Linked DNA regions of Mus musculus: all the other regions are linked to region 3. The links are chromatin loops, found by intact Hi-C in ENCODE. Cell type or tissue: left cerebral cortex. All regions are shown on one strand. Region 1 holds the start of Med29 (mediator complex subunit 29). Region 2 holds the start of Plekhg2 (pleckstrin homology domain containing, family G (with RhoGef domain) member 2). Region 3 holds the start of Pak4 (p21 (RAC1) activated kinase 4).

Region 1 (8,000 bases), 210 kb before region 3:
CAAAATCGGCCTGCCTCTGCCTCCCAAGTGCTGGGATTAAAGGTGTGCACCACCACCACCCGGCCATGCCCACCTTTTTAATGTGGGTGTTAGGAATAAAACCTTTCCAATCACACTACAGCCTAGGTGTTACTGCCCACATCTCTCACAGTCCTGGCCTAGGCTTTATCACGTCTGCTTCTCGGTCTGCTCATTCAGGTCTCCTCAGTTTTGCCCTACCCCCAAGAGCTGAAGCCTTAAACTCATATCAGTCCCTAGTAAGGAAGCATAGGTCCCCATACCCTCCTCTCAGGCCCTGTCCTTGTTGCCCTTCTGGCCAGATTGTCAGGTGGAATTCCATGTTCCACCAGCAACCTTCTGTGAGTCACTCTCTCACATGCCCCTGGGCTTCCTCACCCCACAGAGCTTGACCACTCTGATCCAGGCTGTGTCATCACAGCCTTGACCACTCTGAGCTGTCCATCTTTGGTCTTGTATTTGTCATTCCACTGAACTAGCAGCTCTGTGAGGGTGACAATCAGGATAGATTTCGCCCCCAGCTTCAACTGAAGCGCATGTCTAGCACAGAGGAAGTGACCGCTGGCTGAAGCTGGGCATGGGGGTGCATGTCTGTGATCTTAGTACAACCAGGCCTGCTTGGTCTATAGACCTAGTGCTGGGAGAACCTGGCTACTAAGTGATACTATCTCAAACTGTTCTTATGGTGAACTAAGCAGAGCTTAGTCACAATGGCTCTAGGGAGCTCCTCACCAAGCAGAGTTCCAGCTGATCACAGAGTGCGTAAAACTCCTCCAAACACTTGTCAAAGCGCTGCAAGGGTGCGTCACTGCTCTTCCTACGGCCAGAGAGAAACAGTGTGAGGAGGGAAGTGACTTCCAAGTTGAAACATCTGTATGTAGATAATCAAGTGACCACCCAAATCCTAAAGCCAGGCCCAGGGGAATCCAGGTAGGGCTTAAAAAGGAGGGGGTGGGGCAGCAGGGGAGGGGTTTCTATGGTTGAGGCAGAGAAGACAGAAGTCCACTTACTGTCCATTGTCAATGTTAGTGTTCTGAATCAGATTCTGGGCTGCAACCTTCATCAAAGTCTAGTTTTAAAAGGACACAGAGAGAGAGAGAGAAGTAAGATACAGGAGATGAATGTGCACAAACAGGATAACTCTGTGTTGAGAGTCACAGGCCTTTTCCGCTTACACCTCCATCCTGATGCTAGAGACTAAAGCTCACTACCACCCCCATAGCAGTCTTCCCCCGCCTCCATCCCTCCCTCCTTCGTTCCTTTTTTTGTTTGTTTGTTTTTTGAGGCAGGGTTTTTCTGGGTAGCCCTGACTGTCCTGGAACTCACCTCAAACTCAGAAATCCGCCTGCCTCTGCCTCCCAGGTGCTGGGATTAAAGGCGTGTACCACCGCGCCCGGCCTTTCTAAAGGACTTTATTCTTATAAGAGTACACTGTAGCTGTCTTCAGACACACCAGAAGAGGGCATCAGATCTCATTACAGATGGTTATGAGCCACCATGTGGTTGCTGAGATTTGAACTCAGGACCACTAGGAAAAGCAGTTAGTGCTCTTAACTGCTGAGGCAACTCTCTAGCCCCCAATCTCCCTGTAATTTTTCAGTAACCTGCTCTCGTTTGGAATTACCACTAATAGCTTCCTGGACATACCCTTTATCTAGTCATCATGGACTGAAATGACACTTAGGCCGTACTTCTGCACGGAACTTAACCAGAACGGTTTCTCTTTTTACTCTTCTCCTCCTGCCTCCCCCACTTCCATCTAGTTTTTTGGGACAGGGTTTCTCTGTGTAGCCAAGGCTGTCTTGGAACTCAAAAGATTTACCTTCCTTTGCCTCCAGAAGGCAGGAATTAAAGGCTTGCACTACCATACACAGTTAAAATTGTCATTCATGCTGGGCATGGTAGCGCACGCCTTTAATCTCAGCACTTGGGAGGCACAGGCAGGCGGATTTCTGAGTTCGAGGCCAGCCTGGTCTACAGAGTGAGTTCCAGGACAGCCAGGGCTATACAAAGAAACCCTGTCTCGAAAAACAAAAAAAAACAAACAAACAAAAATTGTCATTCATCCTCATCTCCTTTCTCTCCACAGGGTTTCACTATGTAGACCCTGGTCGGCCTGGAACTCTATAGACCAGACTGGCCTCGAGCTCAGATCCGTCCCCCTCTGCTGTCCCAGCACGGGGATTAAGAACGCGCCACCACTACAGCTGACCGGAGCTTCACTTTGGTTAGACACAAACACAACACAGCTAGTCTGTCTTCTCTTCCCGACCTACGATCTCTCCTTCAACAAACAGCCCCTCGGCGCTCGTCCCCGGAGCCCGCCCGCCCGCCAGCCAGCCCCTCTTGCTCCCCGCGCAGGGCCCATCACCTGGAGACTCTCCTTCAGTTGCGGGATGAGCATCTTGTAGCGCTGCACAGGATCGAAGTCCTGCTGCTGCTGCTGCAGGAGCCCGCTCTGGGCAGAACCCACCAACTGGGTCGGTTGTGGCTGTTGCTGGGGACCCGGACCCCCGGCAGAACCCGGGCCTGACACACCAGACGCAGAGGAAACCGCTGCAGCCTGTGGCTGGGGCGCAGCCATTTTCCTCCGCTAGAACGCCGGAAATGCGTCATAAATGCGTCTGCTCCGGTAGCTCCTCAGCTTTTTCAGTTGGCTGACCTCCTAGTTAGCCATGCCTTACCGACAGATTAGCCAATGGGAGAAGAGGATATGCATTTTTCTCCGCCCTCCCAAATCCGAGGCCATGAGTGGAATATCTTTTCGCCAATCATAAGAGGAGTTCCCCCACGGCTCCGCCCCTTCACCCACAGCTCGCCAATCACTGTGAAGGACTGACCAAACTCTATTTCCCTGAAGGCCTTGCGGCCAGGAGCGACCTGTCTAGTCTTCTGCGTCTTGGTAGCAGTCGGAGCGGGAGCTGCAAGTCTGTGTCCGACGCTGTCTGTGCTCTTACTTCAGTCACACCCGAGCCCTTCTCGTCGGCCCACTTCATCCCCTTTCCCCGCGGAGCCCGGCGTCTACGGGAGCCTGTCCTTGGATCCGGCGTCTCTCAAAGTCGGTACGCCACTCAGCGTCCGCCTGCGGCCAGCGAGGACGCCTACCGCGCCGCCGTCGCCTGGTCGCGATGGCGCCCACCATCCAGACCCAGGCCCAGAGGGAAGATGGCCACAGGTAGGTCTCCTGTCACCTGCCGCTTCATTTTGTTTTGTGAGCTGCAAGCTGGGGACTAGGCCGAGGGGGGCTGCTTGCGACATCACTGATTCCCTCAGGTCGGCCCCCGAGGTCGCGCAGCGCTCACCCCCGATGAAGGGGCGGTCCCCCCTGGGCTCTGCGGTCGCTTCCTGGTCCCCTGCTATTCAATTTCGGAATTGCACCTTGCGGGAGGGAGTCAGACCTCAGTCTCCTTCAGTGAAGCTTCTGGATTGCTCTCCTCAGGGGATTGAGCATCTGGCTTCATGCTTTATCACCATCATCACCATCACTCCTTCAGAAATTCGGGGGCCGGCCTTTCCACTCACATGGCCAACTCTTGACATCTCTCTCTCTCTCTCTCTCTCTCTCTCTCTCTCTTCTCCCCGAAACCAGGCCCAATTCCCACCGGACCTTGCCTGAGAGGTAAGCTCCCAGCTCCGTTTTCCAGGAGGGGTGGAACACGAACAGGGGAGGCGGTTAGGGGGCCTTTTTTGTGCTTTGGAGAATCTCATAAAGTGGCCCAGACTGGTCTTTGTGCCCCAGTCTCATGGGTGCCGGGATTGCAGCCTTATGTGCCCAGCAGCACAGGCCTAGGGTTGTGTGTGTGTGTGTGTGTGTGTGTGTGTGTGTGTGTTTAAATTGTACACACCTTAGCTCTGAGTGGCAGTCTAAAGACATTTCCTTAGGCTGGACAGCAGGCACTTTCACCTGCTGAGGTATCTTGTCAGCTTGAGGCAGGGTTTGTTTGTATGTAAGTACACTGTAGCAGTCTTCAGACACCCCAGAAGAGGGCATCAGATTTCATTGCAGATGGTTGTGAGCCACCATGTGGTTGCTGGGATTTGAACTCAGGACCTTAACTGCTGAGCCATCTCTCCAGCCCGTTTGTTTTTTAAAGATTTATTATATGTGAGTACACTGTAGCTGTTTTCAGACACCCCAGAAGAGGGGGTCACATCTTGTTATGGATGGTTGTGAGCAACGATGTGGTTGCTGGGATTTGAACTCAGGACCTTTGGAAGCCGCAATCAGTGCGCTTTTTTTTTTTTTAAAGATTTATTTATTATTATATATAAGTACACTGTAGCTGTCTTCAGACACAACAGAAAAGGGCGTCAGATCTCATTACGGGTGGTTGTGAGCCACCAGGTGGTTGTTGGGATTTGAACTCAGGACCTTCAGAAGAGCAGTCAGTGCTCTTAACCGCTGAGCCATCTCACCAGCTCTTCGAGCCTGTTTTTTAAAATTGTTACTACTACTCTTTCTTTTTTCAAGACCGAGTTTCTCTGTGTAGCTCTGGCTGTCCTGGAACTCACTCGCTCACTCTGTAGAGCAGACTGGCTTCAAACTCAGAGATCCACTGCCTCTGCCTCCCCAAGGCTGGTATTAAAGTGTGGGTACTATTAATTCTTTTGAGACAAGAGTTTCACTTTGTATCACTGACTGGTCTGGAACTCACTATGTAAACCATCACTAGCTTAAACTCTCAAGTGATTTGCCTGTCTCCCAAGTGCAGGGATTAAAGGCCTGTGCCACCAACTTAAGCCATTTATATTTTTAATTAGATGTGTAAGTATGTACATGTTTGTGTAGCTGCCTACAGAGGTCACAGGTGTCAGGTTCCCCTTGTTACAGGTGGTTGTCAGCAGCCTGATGTGGGTGCTAGGAACCAAACTTGGGTCCTCTGCAGAATAAATACTCCCTCTTAACTGCTGAAGTTATTTCTATAGGTCTGCAAGACCTAGTTCTGGGCCTCTGTTTTCTTAGGTCTGGAGTAGTCTGCCGAGTCAAGTACTGCAATAGCCTTCCTGACATCCCATTTGACCCCAAGTTCATCACCTACCCCTTCGACCAGAACAGGTAGGACTGAATTCAAGAATGGAAAAACTACTAAAAAATAGTTCATTGATGGCAAGGACTGCTTATTTCATTGCCTCAACCTTCCTCGGACTGGCACATAGGAGGTGCTCAGTAACTACTAATAGAGAAAGCAGTATGCAATACCCTTCTTACTCAGAAGTTGCCAATGCTGGACGCTTGCATTCAGAGTTCCTCTCCATAGAAGCTTAGCTTCTAGGAAGGGAGCATGTTGGGGCGTGAGGGTGGATCATAAAACTGTAACAGTCATGTTTTCCCTTCTAGGTTTGTTCAGTACAAAGCAACCTCCTTGGAGAAACAGCACAAACATGACCTCCTGACTGAGCCAGATCTGGGGGTCACCATTGATCTCATCAACCCTGACACCTACCGCATTGATCCCAATGGTGTGTGGGGAGACAGGGAGGGTCTGTTCCAGGCCAGCAAAGGCCAGGCCTGGGTATCCCTCATGGTCCTCCTGCCCCTTACCCCCTAGTTCTTCTGGATCCGGCTGATGAGAAGCTTCTAGAAGAGGAGATTCAGGCTCCCACCAGCTCTAAGAGGTGAGGTGGGTCCCACAGGTACTGGGTGGACTTTGTCAAGCATGGGACCCTGAGGTGCCTGGTTTTCCTCTTCAGATCCCAGCAGCATGCAAAGGTGGTACCGTGGATGCGTAAGACAGAGTATATCTCCACTGAGTTCAACAGATATGGCATCTCCAATGAGAAGCCTGAAGTCAAGTAAGTAACAAACAGGTGGGAAGGGGGCAAGACTTTAGCAATGTCCAGAGGCCCTTAATGACATTTTCTTCACTGCTAGGATTGGGGTTTCTGTGAAACAGCAGTTCACAGAGGAAGAAATATACAAAGACAGGGACAGCCAAATCACAGCCATTGAAAAGACTTTTGAAGATGCCCAGAAATCGGTAATTGGGGGGAATAGAATAGAGGCAAGAGTGTGGCTCAGGGTCTTCCTCTTTCTCACCCTTTTTGTTCTATCAGATCTCCCAGCATTACAGCAAGCCCCGAGTGACACCAGTGGAGGTCATGCCTGTCTTCCCAGATTTTAAGGTCAGACTCAGGGAAAGAGGCGGGGGTTGCTACTTGTGCCTGTCCAGTCCTTACTAACTTTAGTATCTTTCTATTTCCCAGATGTGGATAAACCCATGTGCTCAGGTCATTTTTGACTCAGACCCAGCCCCCAAGGACACAAGTGGTGCAGCTGCATTAGAGATGATGTCTCAGGCCATGATCAGGTCTGTGGTCTTGCTTTCTACCTTGTGTGCTCCTTGCTGCCTCTCCCATGTTTGAGTATTTTTGAGATGGGTTATGATCCTGTTGTCCTGGCTGACCTCTAGGCTCCTTGCATTCCTCCTGCCTCAATCTCTGGAATGTTGAATGTATAGGCATGTGTCACCACACCTAGCTTTGTTACTTCTTTGCTTTTGACCTTTGTACCCTCTTCTCCCCCAAACCAGGGGCATGATGGATGAGGAAGGGAACCAGTTTGTGGCTTATTTTCTGCCTGTGGAAGAAACACTAAAGAAACGAAAGCGGGACCAAGAGGAAGAGATGGACTATGCACCAGATGATGTGTAAGTGGGTTAGGGTTAGGGTCAGGGTCAGGTTTTAGAATTCAGAAGTATGTCTCCTCCTCATGAATCAATGGGCTGTGTATCTTCTTCCCAGGTATGACTATAAGATTGCTCGGGAATACAACTGGAATGTGAAGAACAAGGCCAGTAAGGGCTATGAGGAGAACTATTTCTTCATCTTCAGAGAGGGTGACGGAGTTTACTACAATGAGCTGGAGACCAGGTACTCGGCACTGTTTCATGACTTTGGCCCTTTGTGGTCCCCCCCCCCCTTTTTTTTGAGACAGGGTTTCTTTGTGTAGCCCTGGCTGTCCTGGAACTCACTTTGTAGACCAGGCTGGCTTCGAACTCAGAGATCCGCCTGCCTCTGCCTCCCAAGTGCTGGGATTAAAGGTATGCACTACCACGCCCCCCTCTCCCCCCTTTAAAGACCATGCTAGGACAGCTACAGCGTACTTACATATAATAAATAAATAAATAAATCTAAAAAAAAAAAAAAAAAAAAAAAAAGAGAGCAGCAGGAGCCTGCTTATAAATGTAGGCTGGACCTGGCTGTGGTCTTAATGCCATAAACCAGAAAGAAAATTTTCACATAATGCAGGATATAAATCTAGTCATTTTTCTCACACATGATAGGCAAGTGCCCTCCTGTATGATACATTCCTAGTCTCAACAGTTTTTTTTTTTTTTTAAAAGATTTATTTTATTAATATATGTAAGTACACTGTAGCTGTCCTCAGACACTCCAGAAGAGGGAGTCAGATCTTGTTGCGGATGGTTGTGAGCCACCATGTGGTTGCTGGGATTTGAACTCTGGACCTTCGGAAGAGCAGTCGGGTGCTCTTACCCACTGAGCCATCTTACCAGCCCGTCTCAACAGTTTTAATAAGCTTTTTGTATGTGACATGTTTATGTTCATGCGTGCACATACTGGAGCCAGAGGTTGCAATCAGTTTTCCTTTGTTGCTTTTATTTTGTGTGCATGTATGCATATGTATATAGTCATATGCATGACCTGGCATGCACTTGGATGTTAGAGGATAACTTGGGGCAAGAGTTATTCTTTCCTGTTCCACCATGACACTTTACCAACAGAACCATCTCCTATACCCTTCAGCAGGTTTTAAATACTTGACACAACTTCAAAAGTGTGCCCTTGTTGTGTGACCTCAGAACCTTTCTCTGAGGGCTGAAAGCTAACTTGTCCTAGTGCCAGTGGTTCAATATGGCTCTGATCCTGTTGTCTGGCTGGAGATGTGAAAACAGGCAGTGGCATCACCTTTAGTGAGTACTACAATACAGCTGCAAGTCCACTGCTCTTCTATTTAAAATCCA
Region 2 (8,000 bases), 230 kb before region 3:
CTATTCAGCCTGATAACCCTGGCATGGCTGGCATGTCGTGACCTAGGGAGTGACACCACAGCCCTGGGAAAGGGGGTGTTGGTAATGCCCAACTAACTTAGGCAGCTTAGAATGTGTTGTAAGCCAGGGAGTGGTGGCACTATCCTGTGATCTCAGCTATTTGGGAGGCAAGGAAGGGGGACAGAGAGTTCAAGATCACTGTGGGCTACTTAGTGAGATTCTGGTCTTAAAGCAGCAGCAGCAGCAGCAGCAGCAGCAGCAGCAGCAACAGCAACAACAACAACAACAACAGAGAAGAGCTGAAGACATAGCTCTGGACGCTGAGGCAGGAGGATCTCAATTTTGAGGCCAGCTTGAACCACACCAGGAGACCCTAGGTGTGGTCGTACATGCCCGTAATTCCAGCACTGGAGAAGTGAGGGCAGGATAATGAGCTCTGTATCTTCATCCACCGAGCAAACTCCAAGCCTTGTTAGGAGAGGCTCTGTTTGTCTCAAATAATAAGACAAATTTAAAAAGCTTCTCTTTTACTGGGTGGTTGGTGGCGCACACCTTTAATCCCAGCATAACAGAAAGCAGAGGCAGGCAGATCTCTTGAGTCTGAGGCCAGCCTGGTGCACAGAGTGAGTTCTAGGGCAGCCAGGGCTACACAGAAAGACCATGTCTTGACAGCTCCATTCCCCCTAAAAGAGCTTCTCTTGGGATTCTGAGATGCTACACTTGGGCCCCAGTGTCTTCTTCACTAGGGCAAACAACCAACTAGGTTTGTCCAGAGCTCAGGGTGTCCTAGGCTCACAGAAGTGCAGTAGTAATTTGGGACTGGACATTCAGACTGGAGGTCTGAGAGCCCAACATGGCATCTGTATGGTTCTATACTTCTTCCCACGCTAGGTCCTCACTGTCCCCATCATGTCACCACACTTCCCATGCCAGCCCACACAAGGCCACTGACTAAGAGGCACTCAGGCTAGTGTTAGGCCACAGCCCCTCCCCTGCCACAGCAGCCAGTCCCCTTGTGGTCCCCTTCCTGTCCCTCACCTGCTAAACTCATAGATGTCCTCGATGTTGGCAAACAGTGTGCCCACCTGCTCCATGTTCAGCCCCAGGGCCCTGCCATCCATCAGAGGGCCTAGGTAGTCCTGTGGGGATGACTGGTTACAGAAGCCGAGGGCCTGGCTTGGGTCCCCACTGTCTTCAGGTACCTGCCCACCTCACCTCCACGATGCTGCGAAGGTCGCGAACATACGCCCGCTCTGTCTCCACAATCTCCCTGGCCACTCGTTCCAGCCTGGAGGGTTTCACCGAACCCTGGATTCCCACAGGCAACAGGTGCAGGCGTATGGGGGGCTCCGGTAGGGGCTCTGGCCTGGAGGCTGAGCAGGCTGGAGATGGGTCCCCCTCGGAGCCCACAGTGCTCAACGAAGTGGAGCTGCCAGAACCCCTTGGAGAAGCCATGGTGGTGGCTGCCTGCGCTGCTGAGGTAGGGAGCAAGTGGTCAGGGCTTCCCAGACACACGGTCTTACGGTCCCCATGGTCACCCACACTCAGGTGACAGTCCCCACAGGTCTCTGCTCCACTCCTCTACTTCTCCAGTCTGATTCAGTACCTATCAATGCTCCTTCCTCTCTGGGACCTAAACCTCCAGTGCTTTTATTCACATCTTCCATCAACCACACCTATCGTTGTGAATCTGCCCAACTGACCTTGTCACTCACATAAGCACAGGCCCTTTATGTTCAAGTCCAAATTCCTCACACGCACGGGGCCCCATCTAATGCAGCCATGGTAGAACCCTTCACCCAGTTCCCTTTCCACCACTCAGCTCTCAACAGCCCCCCACCTCTTCACACTCAACTTTGTCCAGTTACTTAAAGGTGCAGCTGTGAGCCTCTGCACATACTGCTCCCTGCATGCAGAATTCTTCTTTGAGTCCAACTCCTTTCTCCTGAATTCTCAGCTTAGCAGTCTCCTCCGTGGTGACAGGGCTGGGCTATGTTGGCCATGCTCAGCACTAGGCCAGCTATAGAGGGATGCTCATTGTCCTGAAGGAAGGGACAAATGCCCACAGGCTCCACCTGTCTGGGCTGCTCACCTGTTGGAGTGTCACTCACTGCTGCGCAGTCGCAAACTTCACCTTGGTGGCCACACCCGAGCCTAAGGCTGGGTTTGGGCAGGCTCAATCCCCGGGCTCCCTCGGGCATGATTGAGTGGCACAACTCCGACCTACAGAAGAGACCCACTTCTTGGGAACTAGACTTCACCGGTCTCTCGGCCGCTCCTACTCACAGATAGGGTGCTGGAAGCTGATCTAAACTCAAGGAGGGGCCCCAAGAAGATACAAAGTGACAGGAAGAAGGGGCTGAGAATACAAGCCAAAGATGGAAAAAGGTTGAGACAAAGAACGAAGACAGCAAAAGTGCCTGAGTCTGCAAGTCCCATCTGTCTGGGGGCCCCCCTCCCAAGGCTCAGGGATCCTGGGAACTCTCAGGCTCAGGCTGAAGCTGAGGGCGAGGGGCAGGGCTGGGAAAAACCGTGGGCGGGAGAGGCCGCGGGGTCCCAGGGGAGGGCGGAGGCTGGGGGACCGGATGCCAGGGTCCTACAGACTGTTCCTTACCCCGCCCAAGACGGCGTACTGGGGCGCTGGCCCCGAGTCCTCCACCCAGCTCCAGTCGGTCCCTCGGCGCCCCAACCGCGGTCCCCACCGTTGGATTCTCCCCTGTGCAGTTGCAGCCCCCAACTCCAGCCGGCGCCTCCGCTACCCCCCGCCGGCACGCCCCCTCATTGTTCCGCTTCGGCGCCGCCCCCTCCCCCAGCCCCGGGCCCCTCGCTCCCCTCACCTCCCGGGGAGCCACGGGCCTTGGGGTCGGGAGTCCCGCGCGTCTGGACCGTAACGCGCGATCCCTGGGGAGGCTCACAACCCAGACTTAAGGTCGTGAACTTGGGGTTCTCGGACTCCAGAATCCGGGGAGAGTTGGGATCCGGAGTCCGAAGTCTCGGTGTTCTAAATAGAAGATGCTGCAACCCTCTACTCGAGTCTCAGACCAGGGCGCTGGGGACCCAAACTCCTCAGTCTTCTAGGTAGGGCTGTGTGTTGTCGGGAGCACCGGGATTCCAGAGTTTCCAGAACCCGAGGGGCAGGAGTGAAGTCACCTCCGGGAGGGACCGCAAGGACTGGCTAACTCCTCGGTCTCCTGGAGGTGATGGATGCTGCAGCCCTAAGTCGAGGCGCGAGGTCCTGTCCCCAAGTGGCTCCAGGAGGGGGTCTTGGACTCAGAGTTGGGACCCCGTGGGAAGGATGCACGGCCACAGATCCTACGGTCTTCGAAGCCGGGTACGGGACGGGCCTCCAGCCTCGGGGCTGACTTCCCGAGCCCCGGGCTCCTCCAGGAGGGGGCGCTGGACATCAGAGGTCCCGGCCCCTCTGCGGGAGCCGGGACTTGCGGGTCTCTTAAAACGCGGGACAGAGTTCCCGGACGCCTGGGCCCAAGACTATGAACGCCTCGGGCTCCGGGATGAGTGTCCTGGGGCTCTGGGGGCAGCGGCAACGCCGCATCTGGGGCGGGGAGAGTCGGGTCCCAGATGTGGGGCGGGGGGCGGCCGCCCAAGGCTTCTCCTCCCCTTTGCCGCCGCCGCGGCTCACATCCTGTTCCCGCCTGCTGGGGGGAGGGGCCGCCTTCCGGCACGCCCTCCCGTAAAGGCTTTTAAAATCCCCGCCCCCTACTCTGAATAATTGCAAGCAAGCGGTTCCAACGGCGAGTCACCGCCCACATTCCAAGAGCCTAGAGCCGGGAGGACTTTTTACCTTTTACAGCAAGGGCCCAGGAGGCGTGAGAATCTGGAATAGTCTCACACTCTTGTTCTTATTGGTCGATCGGCGGGCTTTATATTTGCATATGCAATGTTGGGCCGAGCCGTTCAACAAAGTCCTGCGACTACAACTGACTGAAGGACTTTGTGGCGCGAGGGTGCGGCCGGAGCTCCAGTGGCGCAATCGGTTAGCGCGCGGTACTTATATGTCAGTGCTAGGCGTAAGCGATGCCGAGGTTGTGAGTTCGATCCTCACCTGGAGCACTTCTTTTTTTAACTCATCTACCTCTTTTCTGGTGTTCTCTCATCAGTTTAGAAGTCTTCACATTTTATAATTTCAATCAAATGTTTTGGCTTGTTTGAGACAGGGTCTCACCATGTAACTCTCTGGCTGGTCTGGAAGTCATTATGTAGACCGGGCTGGCCTCGAACTCACAGAGAGCGCCTGCCACTGCCTCTGCCTCTGCCTCTGCCTCCCTAGTACTGGTATTAAAGACGTGCGTCACTGTACCCGGAAACTACAGAATTTTTGAAGAATGAACATTTCTTTGTGAATTTTTTGCAATGGTCTGTGGAACAGTCCCAAAGTTGCAGTTTCTATTCTGGTCGCCAGAGGGCAATAACGTCTCTTATTAGATGGCCTGGGCGTCAGATAAAATCCAAATCTCAGATCCCAGGGATGGATGGATGCTTACAACACACTCTTTATGGATATTTGTCTTCTACAGGTTTCTGAACAGATTTTTTTTTTTTTTTTTTTTTTTTTTACTGACCACTCACTAGGAACTGTATCCTCTGTCTCTGAGGACTTGACTTTTTACTAAGGAGACTGAGTACTGAAAGTCTACGAATTAAGTACTTTTTTTTAAAATTTGACTTTCCCTATGTTACCCAGACTGGCCTAAACTCCTGGCTCCCTCACCATCTGGGAGTGTAACTGTATCGTTAGATTAGCTACTGATAAGTATGGATAAGTAGGGTGGGATGCAGATTATCATAGCTGTCATGGATGGACTGTTTTTATTTTATGTGTATGGGTGTTTGGCCTGCAAGTGTGTCTGTGTACCATGTTCATGCTTGGTGTCCAAAGAGACTGGAGGAGGGCGGCAGATCCCCTGGAACTGCAGTTTCAGAGGGTTATGGTGCAGGGAATCAAACCAGGTGCTCTGTCAGAGCCGCCAGTGTTCTTAACTGCTGATCCATCTCTCCGGCCCCAGGGGAGATCTTTGAACAGACAGACACCTGGAGGAGGGGAAGGAGCCATGGGAACACCAGAGAGATGTTCCAGATAACACTCTAAGGCTGAAGATGGGTGTGTTCGTGGAGCAGGTGAGAAGAGGTGGGGGTGTGGAGATGCAGGCTGTTGGCTGTGGTGAGGATTTTGACCTTTGTGATTTGCCTCTGGTGTTCTAACAAGCTTCCGGGAGCAACTTACTACACAGGTCCTTTTAGAACTGGATACTAGTAAGGTGGGCTTTCGATGAGAGGGCCCTGGAGGCTGGAGTGAGCTGTAGTCTTGGCTGTGTCTCCGGAGCAGGTCTAAGGGGCTGGTGTCACAGCATTCCTAGTGTCCAAGGAGGCCAGGAGAGGACTCTGGATCCTGTGAAATTGGAGTTGTCACCTGTCATGTGGGTTCTTTGCAAGAGAAGCAAGCCCATTCTCTTAATCTCTCAGCCATCTGTCCAGGACCTGGAGAGGTTATATACTTAGACCAGGATTTTTTTGTTGTTGGTGGTGGGTTTTTTGTTTGTTTGTTTGTTCTTGGTTTTTTGAGACAGGGTTTCTCTGTATAGCCCTGAGCCCTGGCTGTCCTGGAACTCACTCTATAGACCAGGCTGGCCTCGAACTCAGAAATCTGCCTGCCTCTGCCTCCCAAGTGCTGGGATTAAAGGTCACTACTGCCGGGCTAGACCAGGGTTTTGCAGACGCTGAGCAGGCACTCTGTACTTAGCTACACCCCCAGCCCATGGTGAGTGAGTGAGTGAGTGAGTGTGTGTGTGTGTGTGGTGTGTGTGTGTGTGTGTGTGTGTGTGCACGTGGAACATGAGACTTTTTTTTTTTTTTTTAAGTTTTCGAGACAGGGTTTCTCTGTGTAGCCTTGGCAGTCCTGGAACTCAGTCTGGCCTGGAACTCAGAAATTTGCTTGCCTCTGCCTCCCAAGCGCGCCACCACGACCGGCTAACGAGAGACTTTTTTTTTAATTATTCTTTTTTTTCTTTATTTTGTTTATGAGTATACTGTCACTGTCCTCAGACACATCAGATTCCCATTGCTGTGGTTGTGAGCCACCATGTGGTTACTGGGAATTGAACTCGGGACCTCTGGAAGAGCAGTCAGTGCTCTTAACCACTGAGCCATCTCTCCAGCCCCCGAGAGACTTTTTAAAAGGCACCAGTGCCAGGGTAGTAGCTGTGTGCTTCTGTTTTCTAGTGTCCCTCCGTTTCTTCCTCTCAATGTCCAGTGCTTGCTTCTTACCTCTACCTTCCGGGTGCCTCGGGGAATTTTGAGTTTGTTTCCCTCACCCACCCCTGTTCTACATACCAGGGCCCGAGCTCGGTCTCACAAGGGAGGCAGTTTCCTGGGAGAGGAGATCAAAGGTCAGCAGAATGGAGTGAAAGAGAGGCAGGGTGAGAGGAAGAGTGAGGTTAAGAGTATACAGTTAGGAGGGAAGCAAAGGGTCTAGCAGGGAGGGCTACAGTGGGAGCTCATTTCAAAAACAAGCGGAACAAAAGTCTCAGGGGCTAAGAGACAGAGGGGAAACGGGGAGGAGCTACAGCAGTGGGTGGGAGGAGATGGGGAGAAGAAGAAAGAAAAGAGGAGGGCGGAGAGGGAGGAGGCTGCGAGGAGGGGAAGAAGCGGAGGAAAACGAAGAGGGGCGGGGCGCGGGCCCTGACGCGGGCAGCTTCCGGGCGCGGCCCGCCCAGCCTAGGCTGGCTGCCGTCGCGTCCTTTTTCCTTGTATGGTCGGACGACGAGGCTGCCCTACTCCTGCGCCCCGCGAGCCGAACCAGACGAAGTTCCGGAAATGCCCGATCGGGGTCTGCAGATGCTCGAATTCTGGCCAAGACTCTTAAAGTGTCTGGAGACTCCCAAGTTGCCTGGTGCGGGGGGCCGGAGATTCCAAATGGAGCCTAGAATTCTCACACGTCTTTAAAGCCTCTGTCCCAAACCGGGAGGGTTCATATCTATAATCCTAAACATTCATAGGGTTGAGGCTGGAGGATTGCCAGGAGTTGCTCGGGGTTCATAAGGATACCCAGTCTTCCCTTTTTCCCTGCCCTCCCCTACAAACAAACAAAAAGTCCATAAAGGGTGAGAGGGCTCAGCAAGTAAATGCGCTTGCCACGAAGGCATAAGACCTAGTTAGATCCCGGGACCCACTTTGTGGAAGAGACCCGATTCTTGACTAACACTACACATTTACAAGTCAGGCATGGTGATCTGAGCTTGTTATCCCAGCAGGAGGTTGCTGAGAGTTCAGATAAGTTTGAGCTAGGGTCGACTTTATTTAAAAAAAAAGTTAAACTAAAAAAAGTCCTCTATCAAGTCCGCCCAAGCTGTCTGCGCAGGGTTCAGAGTCCCCTAGGGCCCCCGGCTTTGGGTGACCCCTGACCCTGGCCGCCTGGGCTCGCCTTCCCGCACATTCCGTCCTCGCCGCCCCGCCCCACCCCGCCCTCCTTCCTTGGCCCTGTGGGGACGGAAACATCCCGTTCCTGCCCGAGCTGGGTCAAGAGCCGGAGGGACAGGACCAGAGCACCCCTTACGCCAGAACTAGCTCTCCTTGTTCCTACTGGGTGACCTCATCTCGCCACGCCTCCTCAGGTGAACACCCGGGCTGGTAACGTCACTTCCTGCCAGGTAAGCGCCCCCAGGCAGCACTGCTCACGGAAAGGTCTGGAGGTCAGTTTACCCACCATCACAAGGCTGTGAGCCGCGAAAAAGACAAATTTCATCTCAGTTCACACTCAAGATTTTATTTAAAAATTCCAACCCCCCCCAAAAAATAGACTTGTACGGTAGCAATATATTAATATATTATAGCATATACTTAATACAGTATCAGTTTTAACATTACAAAAAGAAAAACGGAGTAGACGACCCAATATATATAAATACTATAAAATCTTAATACAATAAATAAAGTCGTCATAAATAAAGGGCCCACTGGTTGGGGGAGAAGGGATTTGGCAATGG
Region 3 (8,000 bases):
GCTACTGCCGCCGCCATGTTGAATCCCCAATGAACATCCGGGGCCTCCCCTACTCCTCGCCGCCCACTAGTCCCCATGGCAACGGAGCTGACCGGGTGATGGGCGGGGCCTACTCGGAGGCGGGGCAGCGAGCCGGGCAGGGTTCCCTAAAACCACTGATTGGTGCGAGTGGCCCAATCGGAGACCGCTAGGTGGAGAATGAAGAGCAGAGATTGGGAAGTTTTGAAAAGGTGCGGGATCGTTGACTCCCCGCCCACTCCGCCTCTTAAAGGGGAAATAACGACTTTCGCGTGGCAGAGTCCCACGGGCTCCCAAAAAAGTAAAGTGGAATACGAGAACATAAAGGCCAGAAACAGTTCTTAAGCACTTATTATGCCTTTGTTAGCACGCGACTAGTTCTGCTGTAAACTGTTAACACAACCCTGTTGTTGTAACACCCATTTTACAGGTAAACAAGCTAATAGGATGCTAGTTGGTTTATGACTACTGAAAGCAAGTTTTGAATGAAGCTCTGTCCGAATCTGGAAATCTGACACTATTTGATCTTAATCTTTTAAATAAGTTTTTTTTTTTTTAAGTCAGTCAATCACGAGTGTGTGAGATGCATCAGTGGATAGAAGGCGCTTGTTGCCGAGCCTGAAGTTTGATCTCCTGGACCCACACGGTAGAACTGATTCCCAGGAGTTGATCTGTAGCCTCCACAAGAGAGCCATAGACATAAAATAGAGGGATAAGTGTAATTAAGTGTTTTTAAATTAATCAAAATGGAAAACACAGCGGAAACAAAGCCCATAAACTAATACACCCTTCCACCTATGGGTTCATTAGGTCTTACTGAAAAATTTAAAAATGCTTTCTCATCAAGGATTTTGAGGGTTTTATTTGTTTATTTGGGTATCAGACACTGAACTTAGGGCTTTTATACAGGACAGGCAAGCAGTAGTACTAGGGAAGTCCCCGGCCCTAGAGAATTCTAGGCAAATGCTTTCCCCAGCTGAGCCCCTTGGGAGACTGAGGCTACAGGTTTTCCCAAACAGGCTTTCTCTGGTTCTTTTCACGGGCTTTTTCTTCTGTCTGGAAGATTCTCTTCTTTAAGCATCCTCCTGACTCCCAGGGTTCCTTTGGGTTTTTCCTCAAACATTATGTTCTCTAAGGGGCAAAATGTCCTACCTTGTGCTATTAAATCCTTTGCCAGCTTCTGGCAAAGCTTCCTTTCCTTTGCCGCCTGTGGTTTTGTGTTTGGCTGGCTGGTTTTGGTTTCGTGAGACAGGGTCTCAGGACGTAGCCCAGGCTGACCTTGAACTATGCTTTTTGCTCGTAGCCAGAGCCTTGATATTATTGGTATGTAAATGCTCAGTACATATTTATAAAAGGGGTGGCTGACTAAAAGGTAATTCCACCCTCCAAAGATTCACTTAAATGATGCTTGCCTGTGTGCTTCACCTGCACACTGCCAGGCACACCGCAGGCATTCTGTTAACATGTGCAAACCAAGAATGAATGAAGGGCTGCGGTTCAGGTCTCTGCTTGCCTTCTTTTCTCCCCATCATCCCTATCTCTCCCTTCAGCTTATGTCCACTTGAACTCAAGGCCTCCGATGCACTAAGAGAGTCTTTTAGCACTGGGATTACAGGCACGTGTCTCCTTACCATGCCTGGAAGAATGGTCTGAAATATATATCTTAAAAAAACGATTTATGGGGAGAACTGGAAGGAGTGGAGGGATGGGACACTGCAGTTGAGAAGTAATGTATGAAAGAAGAGTAAATAAATTTAAAAATTATTCCCGCTGGGCAGTGGTGGTGCACGCCTTTAATCCCAGCACTCAGGAGGCAGAGGCAGGCGGATTTCTGAGTTCGAGGCCAGCCTGGTCTACAGAGTGAGTTCTAGGACAGCCAGGGCTATACAGAGAAACCCTGTCTCGAAAAACCAAAGAATAAAAAATAAAATAAATAATTATTCCCCACCCCAGAAAAATAAGTAGGTTTAAAGAAATATTCCCCATCCCTCTGTGTGTGTGTGTGTGTGTGTGTGTGTGTGTGTGTACCCCTCTGCGTGTGTGTGTTCTCAGAGGCTAGAAGAGGGCCTCTGAAAAAGCAACAAGTGCTCTTACGGACGGAGCCATTTCTCCAGCCCCAGAAAAATACCTTTTAAAACTAAGACTATATACATCATCAGTGACTCTTGATGTCAATAAATATTCTTCAAGAAGATTAATCTTGGGGCTGCCTAAGAAGCCATCCTACTAATTGACTCTAATTTGCTCAGCCACACTTTCCTCATTGAGCTCCTGTGCTGTGGTACACAGTTTGCTTTTAGAAACCATCATCCACAAAAATAAAAAAAACAAGCCCAAGCAGCTACATAATTGTTTCCTTTGAATACACGAGTGATGGGCTAGAGGAAATGTGAGCGAGTTCACCTTATCTTCTAAACTCTGAGTGTGGGGTCGGGAGCTGGGGATTGAGCCCAGGACTGTAAGAGAATCTTGACTGGTTCTGAATAAGTGAGGCACACTCTCAGCTCCTGAAGAACTGTTTGCTTGTATTTGGTTTTGTTTTAGACAAAGTCTCATGCAGCCCAGGCTCATGCCTGGAACTCAGGATGTAGCCAAGGATGACCTCCAGCTGATGATCTGTCTGCTCCCACATCCCTCGTGTTGGGAAGACAGGGGTGACCGCCATTGCCTCCCTAGAGATACAAACCACTTGTAGCAACGATGCTACAAGAGGCAGTGGGTGCTCTATACTCTCTCTCCCTTTCTCTCTCCCTCTTCCTCTCCCCCTCCTCTCCCCCTCCCCACCCCCCTGTCTTTCTTTTCTCCCTAGGTTCTTTTTTTTCCAAGACAAGGTTTCTCTGTGTGGCCCTGGCTGTTCTTGAACTTGCTCTGTAGACCAGATAGGCCTCAAACTTAGAAATCCACCTGCCTCTGACTCCCGAGTGCTGGGATTAAATGCGTGCCCCGCCATGCCCAGCTATTCTGAACATTTTTACGAACCTGGAATTTTATGCTAAAGTGGAATTATTGGTTTCTAGTTCACCCTAGAGACCAAAGTTGGGAGAATTCTAGGTGCTCGTTCATTCACCGGCTGCCCTCTGCTGCCTCCCTATGGTCGGGGACACACATCGCAAGATCATACAAGGGATTCATCACTTTGGCCTGTATTCTCACCGGTGTTTAAACACTCTTGTTGTTCACACTTTGGCCTGCATTCGAAGTATTCTCACCGGTGTTTAAACACTCTTGTTGTTTTTCCTCTTTCTTTATATTTGCTTGTTTTGCCTGTGTATGACTGTGTACCAGAGTGAGGGGGACAAAGAAAATGTTCTCTGTTTCTTCTGTGTGATTCCCAGGATTGAATTCAGGCCATTGAGCAAGCGCCTTTACACGCTGAGCTATCTCCCCAGCCCCCTTAATAGATTTTAAACCGAGGTCTGACTTCAAAACCTATGCTCACACTGGCTCAATAAATATATACACTGAGCACTCGCTGTGAGCCAATCACATTGAATAATGATAATGCCAACATTGACAGAGTATGCAATGCGGCAGGCCATGTAACATACACTCCCTTAGAATTTGCAGTAGGGTTCTCCCAGGAAGATGTAAAATTAACATCTGTCTCCACGCAGGGATGGTGCATGCCAACAACCAATGGAATGACTCACGCACGTTTATTAGGGGTTATTTATGGGGCTGTGGAGAGCTACAAATGACTGCACCCCCTCCCAAGAACACCTCCCCCCCACCCCGTTCATTTACTCCCCAAATGGTACAAATCAGGGCTTAGACCGCCACCTAGTGTTAGAACAGCAAACTTCAGGGCCTGGGTAACAACCAGACTCTAGGAAAAATTTGTGTTTATTTCTTGGCCCTTAAGAAAGGGTGCTGTTGGTGTCGGCAGAAGCTGTTTGAGCCTGGGAAGGTTGGCTTGTCTTACTGCAGTCTGTCATGAAGAACTGCTAAATGGTGGCTTGAAAGACAAAGTTATTTCAGCTAAGATTTGGAGGGCTGTTATCACTGAAGTCCTCACAAAAATCCATATGCACTATTGATATTCCCATTCAAAAGGCGTGAAAATTAAGGCACAGAAAACGTACATAATCCCCAAATCACACAGGCATTCTGATTTCAAATGTCTAGACTTCTAATCACTTCTGGTCCCCTCCCGACCACCGGAAAAATAACATAAATAAAATTTAAAAACATAAAATAAAATGATGAGGACTAGAAAGTTCTGTGCTGTCAAATAATCCCACGTGGCCATAAAAAGAACATGTAGAGATGAAGATGCAATTTACCTGGAGGGTGTTTGCCTGGAGTCTGTCAGGGAGGGGACTAGGGATGGGTAGAGCCCCCAAGAAGAATCCCCCAGTGAGGGTCTGGGTGTGTGGCCCAGTGGTAAAGCCCCTGCCTAGAATCCCCAGTGAGGAGTTGGGGGCATGGCTCAGTGGTGTAGCCCCTACCTAGAATCCCTCAGTGAGGAAGGGGCTGGTACTCTGACTGACCTGTGGAGCAAATAGACTGGGCTGGTTGAAAGAAGCCATTTTCTAAAGGTCGGTACTGCATAGCTCCATTCCTAGTATCGTAGGAAAGGCAAATCTAATCGATAATGACCACATTAGATTAGTTGATGCTAGAGGCTGATGGGAGTGGGGTTGCTGCAGGGGAATCTGAGCGATAGAAATATTCTCTCACAAGCAAGGGCACGGGGCCACCTCTGTGTAATCCCAGCATCCAAAAAGTGGAGGCACAGGGATCAGAAGTTCAAGTCCACCCCCAACTATATCACGAATTCATGGCCAGCCTGAGCTACATGAGAAACAAAACCAGGAATCTCCCTCTAGTCTCAGCCTAGAACACAATGATCCCCCTGCCTCTGTCTTCATGAGTGGAGTCATGAGTCAGCACACCCTGCTTCATTTTTTCTGCTTATATTCACTAATCGATCCGATGGGGATCATCCCTCCACCCAGTGTACCCATCCACACCAGTTGCTCAAATTGGTCACTTAGGTGCCACGTTGGTTATCAGATCAACTGTTGGGGTGTGGAGTACAGGTGGGCTCGTGCCCCTCACCTCATTATGCCACAGCCTTGCAGGGAAGGAGGTCCAAGGGAGGAAGGGAACTGTGGCTGATATAACGGAGGGTGGTTTGTCAGCTGCAGCTTGATGCTTTCCAAGGGAAGAGATACAAATGTTGCTTCTGGGTAGGAGTGGCCTGCGTGGGGCTGGAGAGATGAGCGTACATTGTTCTTGTAGAGGACTCCAGTTGGGTTCCCAGCACCTATGTCTAGCTGCTTGCAGTTAACTCCTGCTCCTGGGAATCTGATGCCCTGTTTTGACCTCCTCTGGCACTTGCTCACACAGTTGGCACTCACTTACACAGGTAAACATAAAAACAAAGAAAATATAAAGGCGCGAGGGCACGGGGAAGAGGGACAGAGAGGGGGAGAGGGCGGGTGCTGGAGAGCAGGCTCAGTGGTTCACAGTACTTACACACAGAGACACATTCATAGCCATATCTCTCATTGTTTACTAATCCGTCTTAATATTACTGTGGAGATGGAACTAGACACAATTAGCTGCCCTGCTTTAAAGGTGAACAGTCTAATAACTGTATGCATGGGCTGAAGAGATGGTGCAGCAGTTAAGAGCACTGACTGCTCTTCCAGAGGTCCTGAGTTCAAATCCCAGCAACCACATGGTGGCTCACAACCATCCTTAATGAAATCTGATGCCCTCTTCTGGAGTGTCTGAAGACAGCTACAATGTACTTAGATACAATAATAAATAAATCTTTTTTTTAAAAAAAGTGTATGCGTGTATGTGCAGGAGTCCCTGGAGGCCAGCAGAGGGCAATGTAAGCCCCAAAACTTGAGTTACAGGAGGTAGTAAGCCACCATGTGAGTTCTGGGAATTGAACTCAGGTCCTCTGTTCCATCTTTCCAGCCCTAATAATGAACATTTCGACAAAGAAATCAGGCAAACAATCCTATTCACAATGGCCTCCAGAAAAACAAACAAACAAAACAGGAGTAAATCTGTGAAAATTATTTACAAAGAAACCTTTAAAGACACTAAAGGAGGAAAATGAGGGAGGGGTGAGGAGCTGCAGGGACTTCCGTGTTCACAGATTGGCACCATTGCTGCTGGGAAAATGGATATATTACAAAAAGTAATCTTCAGAATCAATGCAACCCCCATAAAAATCCCCACCACGTTCTTCACAGAGATAAAGAAAAACCAAACAATAACCCAGCACTGGAGAGTTGGCTTAGTGGTTACGAGCACTGGCTGCGGCTCCAGAGGACCTAGGTTCAAGTCCCAGCACTCAAGCGGCACTTTTCGACTGTCTATAGCTCACGTTCCAGGGGATCTGCTTGTATGTAGTACACAGACACACACGCAGGCCAAACACTCATACACAGAAGAAAAAAAGCAAAACTTTTCAAAGAGGCTCCCAAACCACCAAACAACAAAACCACAAACAAATGTACTATCATATAAGATTTTAATCATAAAAGAAAGCCAGGCGTGAGGGTCCTGTGGGAACTCTTTTATCTTTCCAGTTTTCTTCGAGAACCAGTTCCCAAGTTAAAGCTTATTTTTAAAAATGAAAAGAAAGCACAATAGAGATGGTAACGCGGCCATGTTCGTTTCAGCGAGCAGGAAAAAACAGGTCACAAACTCTCCTGAGACCCATGATAACATTTCCGTGCTCAGCGATTCCTTCCTAAACCTCAGGATCTTCCATGCAGGGCACATGGACCAGATATGGCAGCATGGCCTCCTGGGTGTGGGTTTCCCTCTCACCAGGCTGTGGCTCCCGTGGTTGGCCTTTCTGAGAGTCACCTGGAGAAGAGGCCCCGCTGTTCTGTGTGAGGCTCTGGAATGACAGGCTGAGCTAAACATGGAAGTGTCCCTTCTGGTTCCCTTCTTCAGATACCCAGCAGTATGCACTGGGCACCTAACTATGGACCAGTGGCCTGGGCTGGGGAAGCAACAGAATCCAAGAAATCCCTGTGGTTCCTGGAGTTCCAATTGTAAAGTTGTCATAGAACAGATAAACATACGTCTACATGGTGAGTATGTATGTGTCCTGAGAGGGGTATGGTGGTGTGGTGCACGGCCCTACACGCCAGCACTTGATTGAGGTTACCTTGAGATACACAGACCTTGTATCAGCAAACTGAAATAATAAAAAATAAAAATAAATAAAAAGGCAGCTAGCAGGCTGGAAAGATGGCTCAACAGTTAAGAGCACTGACCGCTCTTGCAGAGGACCCAGGTTCGGTTCCCAGCACCCACAGGGTGGCTCATAACTATCTGTAACTCTGGTCTCAGGGAGGAATCTGATACCCTGATAAGAAATTAGCCTCCATGGGCACCAGGCATGCTCATAGCGCACAGATATACATATAAGAAAAACATTCATACACATAAAATAAAAATAAATAAAAAAGGGGCAGCCAGGAATAATGGCTCATGCCTATAATTCCATCTCAGGAGAGGCTGGGGGAAGAAGATCACTAGATCAAGGCTAGACTGTGGGGAAGGGAAGAGATGATATGTCACTTGTCATGACAAAAAAAAAAAAAAAAGGAAATTGGAGTGTTTGTCAGTGATTGGGTATAGAAAAAGAAATCAGATATGGAGTTGAAAGGAAGGAAGGAAAGCAAGATGGGAGGGGAGGGGAGGAGAAGAGAAAATACAGGTTAGCGATAAGCTTCTAATGCCATTCAAGGCTGCCTCCCACAGGCTCCTCCTCTACATACAGATGAAGAAACAGAGGTTCACAGAGGACCATGGCCTGCAGTCATCACCCAGGAAGTGGCAAGCTGGGCTCGGCCCCCTTGCGCTGCCTGCCTGCAGGCCTTTGCCCTCTGTGGGCTTTCCCTGCCAGGCAGGTCCACAGCTTACACAGAGGCATCCTGTGGTACCTCAGCAGTTCTGTGGCTCCACAGCCTTGAGCTGGCCCTCCACAACATGACTTCGCC

The links. A loop is a pair of places that touch in the nucleus more often than their neighbours do. Peaks named below come from ENCODE experiments on the same cell type or tissue, not always from the same donor. Only the 100,000 strongest peaks of a DNase experiment are listed, where the experiment ranks them.
Region 1: it touches region 3 in a loop (2.9-fold over the local background); 2 of 42 quality-filtered maps call a loop at or near these places.
Region 2: it touches region 3 in a loop (2.9-fold over the local background); 6 of 42 quality-filtered maps call a loop at or near these places.

The regions. Positions count from the first base shown.
Region 1 is chr7:28,390,062-28,398,061 of GRCm38, forward strand. Med29 (mediator complex subunit 29) reads right to left here and starts at 2,629. Exons shown (of 4, transcript NM_026042.3): 1 at 2,390-2,629; 2 at 1,029-1,087; 3 at 751-835. The coding sequence starts at 2,602. It overlaps Paf1 (Paf1, RNA polymerase II complex component), which reads left to right and starts at 2,935. Exons shown (of 14, transcript NM_019458.3): 1 at 2,935-3,193; 2 at 3,608-3,637; 3 at 4,982-5,074; 4 at 5,357-5,478; 5 at 5,568-5,634; 6 at 5,710-5,811; 7 at 5,891-5,996; 8 at 6,073-6,141; 9 at 6,223-6,326; 10 at 6,549-6,665; 11 at 6,760-6,888. The coding sequence starts at 3,147. In left cerebral cortex, a CTCF peak has its summit at 4,004 (motif pointing right); a DNase peak (open chromatin) is centred at 2,776; H3K4me3 peaks cover 2,343 bases; H3K27ac peaks cover 1,066 bases.
Region 2 is chr7:28,369,023-28,377,022 of GRCm38, forward strand. Plekhg2 (pleckstrin homology domain containing, family G (with RhoGef domain) member 2) reads right to left here and starts at 3,640. Exons shown (of 19, transcript NM_138752.2): 1 at 2,838-3,640; 2 at 2,093-2,223; 3 at 1,216-1,475; 4 at 1,039-1,139. The coding sequence starts at 2,201. It overlaps Zfp36 (zinc finger protein 36), which reads right to left. Exons shown (of 2, transcript NM_011756.4): 2 at 7,762-8,000. n-TIaat16 (a tRNA gene) reads left to right here and starts at 3,977; the gene lies at 3,977-4,071. In left cerebral cortex, CTCF peaks have their summits at 3,391 (motif pointing right), 4,385 (motif pointing right) and 6,805; DNase peaks (open chromatin) are centred at 3,422, 3,865, 4,348, 6,695 and 1 more place; H3K4me3 peaks cover 4,138 bases; H3K27ac peaks cover 3,689 bases.
Region 3 is chr7:28,598,130-28,606,129 of GRCm38, forward strand. Pak4 (p21 (RAC1) activated kinase 4) reads right to left here and starts at 55. Exons shown (of 10, transcript NM_027470.3): 1 at 1-55. In left cerebral cortex, CTCF peaks have their summits at 200, 3,109 (motif pointing left), 3,822 (motif pointing left) and 5,837 (motif pointing right); DNase peaks (open chromatin) are centred at 133, 3,106 and 3,785; H3K4me3 peaks cover 471 bases; H3K27ac peaks cover 560 bases.